2 separate regions of the Homo sapiens genome follow, and region 1 is linked to region 2. Evidence: chromatin contacts called from ENCODE Hi-C or POLR2A ChIA-PET data. All regions are on one chromosome and are shown on one strand. Each heading gives the region's core, a stretch centred on a gene start or an enhancer-like site at or near the end of the contact. The rest is flanking DNA. Distances are from core to core; before and after follow the strand shown.

What was found. Hi-C counts contacts between places; a loop is a spot of excess contacts on that map. ChIA-PET counts read pairs that join two places held with the same protein, here RNA polymerase II (POLR2A). Pooled maps may share reads with other maps.
Region 1: a loop to region 2 is called in a map of Right ventricle myocardium inferior, with 3 times the contacts of the local background. The contact joins two enhancer-like sites. A Hi-C loop is called at or near these places in 6 of 168 maps with a recorded cell type or tissue (GM12878, MCF 10A, Right ventricle myocardium inferior and 3 more) and 18 of 50 pooled maps. POLR2A ChIA-PET finds 5 or more read pairs at or near these places in 2 of 52 experiments (HEK293 and Panc1).

The regions. Positions count from the first base shown.
Region 1 is chr6:157,911,004-157,913,939 of GRCh38, reverse strand. All of the region lies in intron 9 of SNX9 (sorting nexin 9), which reads right to left. Among named protein-coding and RNA genes, the nearest start is that of SNX9-AS1, 20 kb to the right of the region's middle. Within about 2 kb of position 1,399, at least 4 of the 41 ENCODE cell types and tissues checked have a DNase peak (open chromatin) inside an H3K27ac peak, as active enhancers do.
Region 2 is chr6:158,070,861-158,073,672 of GRCh38, reverse strand. SYNJ2 (synaptojanin 2) reads right to left here. Exons shown (of 27, transcript NM_003898.4): 15 at 1,879-2,071. Among named protein-coding and RNA genes, the nearest start is that of SYNJ2-IT1, 71 kb to the right of the region's middle. RefSeq lists enhancers at 1,383-1,944, 1,945-2,508. Within about 2 kb of position 1,377, at least 5 of the 41 ENCODE cell types and tissues checked have a DNase peak (open chromatin) inside an H3K27ac peak, as active enhancers do.

The DNA.
Region 1 (2,936 bases), core at 150-2,649, 160 kb after region 2:
TTATTCATAATTGCCAAAAGCTGGAAACCCAAATGTCTTTCAATGAGTGAATGGATAAACAAGCTATGGTATATCTAAACACTGGAATACTATTGGCCACGAAAAGAACAAACTATTGACACAACAAAATGATTGAATTGCAAATGTGTTATGCTAAATGAAAGCAGTCAGACTCGAAAGACTATACACTGCATGCTTCCATTTATAATGACATCCTAGAAAACGCAGAATTATGAACACAAAGAACACATCAGCTGTTGCCATGGTTAGGACCAGGGGGATGGGCAGCACGAGGGAACCTGGGGAGGTGACGGAGCTGTTCTGTATCATGAAATGTAGTGGTGGTTGCAGGACTGCAGTGGTAGCTGTCAAAACTCAGAACTGTACACCAAAAAGAGTGAATTTACTGTACCTAAGTTTAAAAATAAAATTTAAAAAATGAAACCTGAACTTTCCTTTAGAAATTATGAGTATAAGCCAGGCAATGGTGGCGTGCACCTATAATCCCAGCTACGTGGGAGGATCACTTGAGTCCAAGAGGTCAAGGCTGCAGTGAGCTATGATTGTGCCACTGCACTCCAGGCTGGGTGGCAGAGTGAGACCGTCTCCAAAAATAAATAAATAAATAAATAAATAAAATATAGATAGATAGTATTATGCACCTACATATCAAAAAACTTTTATTACCTAAAAAGTGGACTTGAACAGAACAATGAGTCTAGACACCATCATTGTACTAAAGCATTGCAAACTTTGCATTTACTAGCAGTAGATTAAGCAGAAACAAAGCCTTGTGCCTTGGAAAAAAGACAATTCACCTCCTGGCCGGAAAGCCAGTCTGGACCTGGGATACGATGAACTCCCCATTATGGCTAGGTGAGTTGTACCCAGAGTTCATTATCCTATCATTGGTTGAAATTTAGTGATCCTTATTTTATTCAAAAATTATTCTTGTGAAAATTTTTCTGACATAGCTGGTTTATCTCTAAGCTTATGACTTCAGATGTTATTTTATGCTTGGTAGAATTTTCAGACCAAGTTGCAAATAATTAGAAAAAAAGAGGAACTTTTATTTCCCTGTTTTCCATGAACCTTACTAAGGTTTTCACTAAGTATATGAATATGTCAGTTTGGTACCAGGAATAAAACTATATTCATTCAATATTATTTCCATAAAAAACAAAAATCTCTAAACAAATAAAGAAATGTTAACTGTACATTTTTTCATGAATTATCGAGTCCACAGGAATGTCATAGCATCACCTACTAAGCATTCCTTTTTCTTTTCTCCAGTAGTTGAGCGAGAGGGGAATTCTTACATAATAATGATCTGTGGGCATCCCAGGCAGGAGGCACACAAGTGAGGGGGAAATAGAGCCCTTCTGTGCTGTTCGGCTTCCTTGGCTCATATCCCAGTTAGTGAATCAAAGCTCAACTTTCTTCACACCGAGGGGCTGCTGCTTTCTTGCTTTTCTATGACTTTCTCCTCCCTGGCTGCATGCCGAACTTATTTTTTTTTAAACAAATCTTAGTATGGAAGGAGAACCGTGACTCTCTGAAGCTTTAAAAGAGCACTGAATTATCTGATTCAGAATAAACAATGTATTAAAATCTAAAAGATATGAGAATTTCTTACAAGCCTGAAATAGGCCATTAAGCCATGGATTTAAACACTGTGGAGCACACACTGTGCTAACCAAGTTGATAAAGGAGAGCACAAAATTCAAGGAAATAGACTATAATTTTATATGGCAGAACTGAAGTTTTCATGGAAAGAAATCTGTATTTTTTAAGAGAAAACTGTGATTGAAAGCAATAAGGATGACAAAAAGGAGGTACAGGGAGTGTCTGAACCGGGTTGAGGTACAGGGAGTGTCTGAACTGGGTTAGAAGCAGGGGTTCGGTCAGTGCCTCTGGGCAGAAGGCAGCAGCAGCCCACGGCCATCTGGCTGTCACTCCACCGCCCCAGCACCACGAGGGACCACTCAAGTGTCACCCAGGGGACTGGGGAGATGTGTTTATCTACCCAGTAGTGCAGCCCCATTTTCAATTTTGCTATGACAATTTGAAATTTTTGAAATGTGTTCCAAAAAAATCAAAATCAAAACTTCTTTTAAAACAAAAGTTTCCATCTCCACAAAACACTTCAGGGAAAAATAAACATAAAACAAAGTAAAATATAAAGTAATGTTTTAAGGAGAATAATTTACTCATTGTATGAATACTAATTCTAGGGAAAGATTAGTCAGTCCACATCTTAACAGAAACAGAGTAAGCTATGGGATCAGATTCGAATTCCTTTTTCAGCAATAGAGAGGGGAACCTGTTTAATGTCTGTGGATTTCCGTTTCCTCATCTATAAAGTGAAGATGAAAATGCCTATCTGTGAGGACAGATGAGAGGCACTCGGGAAGTGTCCAGGAACACGTGGGACAAACTCCACGGCAGTGCTGACATGTTTCCATCTGGCACTGCCACCTGGCTGTGAAGGGTCGCAGGCCCTCCCTGAACTGTTTCTCTCGACTCTTGCGAGTGCAGTGAGAATTCCACCGCCTCTTGTCTTCCCTGACCTTTGGGGAAAGAACCCTTCCTTCAGCCCTCCATGTTTCTTCTCCCTAGGTTCAGGTGAGCATCTCAGTGTCTCTTTTACATCTCTTACAGGCCTCTCTGGCTCTGACCTTTGAAGACCTCCTCTCACAATCCACTCCTTTCTATTTTCACTAGTTCATGTATGTGAACATTTTCTAGCAATATACTAAAACTCTGTCTAACCTTTAAGTCTGTTTCTTCACAACATTTATTTATTTATTTATTTATTTATTTATTTGAGACAGAGTCTCGCTCTGTCGCCTGGGCTGGAGTGCGGTGGCGCAATCTCGGCTCACCGCAACCTCTGCCTCCCGGGTTCATGCCATTCTCCTGCCTCAGCCTCCCTA
Region 2 (2,812 bases), core at 128-2,627:
AATGTTCTCTGTGCCATCTGATGCAGGAGCCACTGGCCACATGGATACTGATCATTCTCACTGTGGCCAGGGAAAGCAAGGAATTTTAAATGTTATTTAATTTTAATTAATTTGAATTTAAATAGCTACTTATGGCCAGTGACTACGGTATCAGACAATACCAGTGTAGAATGTTGGCCAGGCACCATGGCTCACACCTGTAATCCCAGCACTTTGGGAGGCTGAGGCAGGCGGATCACTTGATGTCAGGAGTTCGAGACCAGCTGGGCCAACATGGCGAAACCCCATCTCTACTAAAAATACAAAAACTAGTTGGGCCTGGTGGTGCACGCCTGTAATCCCAATTACTCAGGAGGCTGAGCCAGGAGAATTGCTTGAACCTGGGAGGTGGAGTTTGCAGTGAGCCAAGATCATGTCACTGCACTCCAGCCTGGGTGGCAGAGTGAGACTGTCTCAAAAAACAAAAACAAAAAAGAAGTGTAGAATGTTAATAGGTCCCTCAATATTTTTATGGTAGAAAAGAACTACATTATAAATCCTTTAATTACTTATTATGTATCCCAAGTTTACTATGTCAAAGTAGCACTTTTTTTTTTTTTTTTTTAGACAGAGTCTCGCTCTGTTGCCGAGGCTGGAGTGTAGTGGTGCGATCTCAGCTCACTGCAACCTCTGCCTCCTGGGTTGCGATTCTCCTGTCTCAGCCTCCTGAGTAGCTGGGATTACAGGTGCACGCCACCACGCCTGGCTAATTTTTTTTGTATTTTCAGTAGAGGTGGGGTTTCACCACGTTGGCCAGGCTGGTCTCGAACTCCTGACCTCAGGTGATCTGCCCGCCTCGGCCTCCCAAAGTGCTGGGATTACAGGTGTGAGCCACTGTGCCTGGCCCCAAAGTAGCTATTTTTAAGTGAGAAGGGTTAGACTTTTTTTTTTTTTTTAAACTGCATTACACACAATTGAAAATTTCCCAACTCGTTTGTTTCTTTTTTAACATAAGAAATAAACAACACCAACAGGAATTATGGCACTTCTTAATGAAAACTAAGGAAATTTTGCCTTGAGTGCTCGTGCAGCCCAGTAAAATGGGACGTCAGTTTTAAGGATCTGTTCTCACAGGGAAGAGCTCTGTGACCCAACCCACCACCTCTCAGACAGTGGAAGATTTTGCAGCAAGAACAGCTGAAGTCTATCCTCACTTCGGGAAAGAGGTGGCCTCGTGTGCACCACACGCTGAAGCTGTGCCCGGGTAGCATCTTTGCACAGGAAGGAGAACATTAACGTCTAGATTTGAAAAGAAAATCCTCCAGTTTCAGAATGAAACCCTCCGGACCGCCACGAGAGGGCAGTGTGCGGTTCGCTATTGCAGCTTCGAGGACAGGCAGGATCTGGGCTCCTTGGTCAAGAACCGTGTTCCCAGTCAAAAAGGGTCCATTGGTCAAAAGGGTGTGCTTATCTGAGCCACCACAGAAAGTACATGTGAAGACTGTGAATCTCAGGAAGGTGGAGTCTTAGGCTGTGTGGATTCAAATGCTCTTCACCACTTGGACAGGACAGACCACGGACATGGTTTTCTTCCCTAAACCATCACTTGAATTAGAAAATCAGAAAATGCACACATACAAATCCAGTGGCCATGCAGACACTCAGGAATTGTACAGCAACGGGAAATGCTGCAAAGCTGGCCCCCTCCAGGCACGTGGCTAACCCTGCCCCAGGTCAATTCCATGGAGGGACATAGCCCTCTCCCCCTCCCCCAGCGCTGAGCCCTCCAGGAAGGGGCCCTCCCTGTGGTTGTGTCCCCAGTGCCTGGCTCCTATCAACAGTCACATTTGGGACTGAGCTGAGCAGGGAGGTGCTGGCTGTCCCCACGGCGCCGCTCACCATTGGGAAGCAGAGTTTCTGGGTGATCTCCTTGTAGTCTTCATTCCGCTCCTTCACCTGGGACTGCCCGGCCGTCAGGTGACTACATATGAAGCAGAAGCTGGTGCTGTGGAACTGGAAGCGGATGCCGACGGCGCCCTTGTTCCCCGCCTTGCCCCCCATGCCCGTCTTCACTGTGTCGATGGCTACGTCCCTGGAACAGAAGGATACGCGCATGCCGTCGGCTCCTGAAGGAGAAGTGTGACCCTGCTTTGCCACAGAGAAGGGCCCAGCAGCAGCTCGGGACCTGCTGCTCTGAGTGCTCCAAAATCATCAGCTCAACACAGTGGCCACCGTGGCCGTCATCGACTCCTGGTCAGGAGGCCGCCTCCCTCCTGCTGCCCACCGCTGCCTGGACATCTCCCCCACACCCCAACTGGGAAGTGCTCACTTGAGCACCCCATGAAGCCGAAGACAGGGCAATGCCTGCATCCGCCCAGGTTCTCACTGCCACCAGGAGCGGCGCAAACATCACCACCCACCAGCCCACCCCACTCCTGTGCAGCCATCACGCCATGCATGGGAGGTGTCATCTGGGCAATCAACACATTTTTAAATTATTATTGTTATTTTGAGACAGAGTCTCGCTCTGTCACCCTGGCTGGAGTGCAGCAGCGTGATCTCAGCTCACTGCAACTGTGGCCTCCCAGGTTCAAGCAATTCTCCTGCCTCAGCCTCCTGAGTAGCTGGGATTACAGGTACCCACCATCACGCCCGGCTAATTTTTGTATTTTTAGTAGAGGCAGGGTTTCACCATGTTGGCCAGGCTGGTCTCAAACTCCTCACCTCAAGTGATCTGCCTGCCTTGGCCTCCCAAAGTGCTGGGATTACAGGCGTGAGACACCGTGCCCAGCAATCAATGCACTTTAAGAGCTAGGAAACGGGCAGCTGTTTA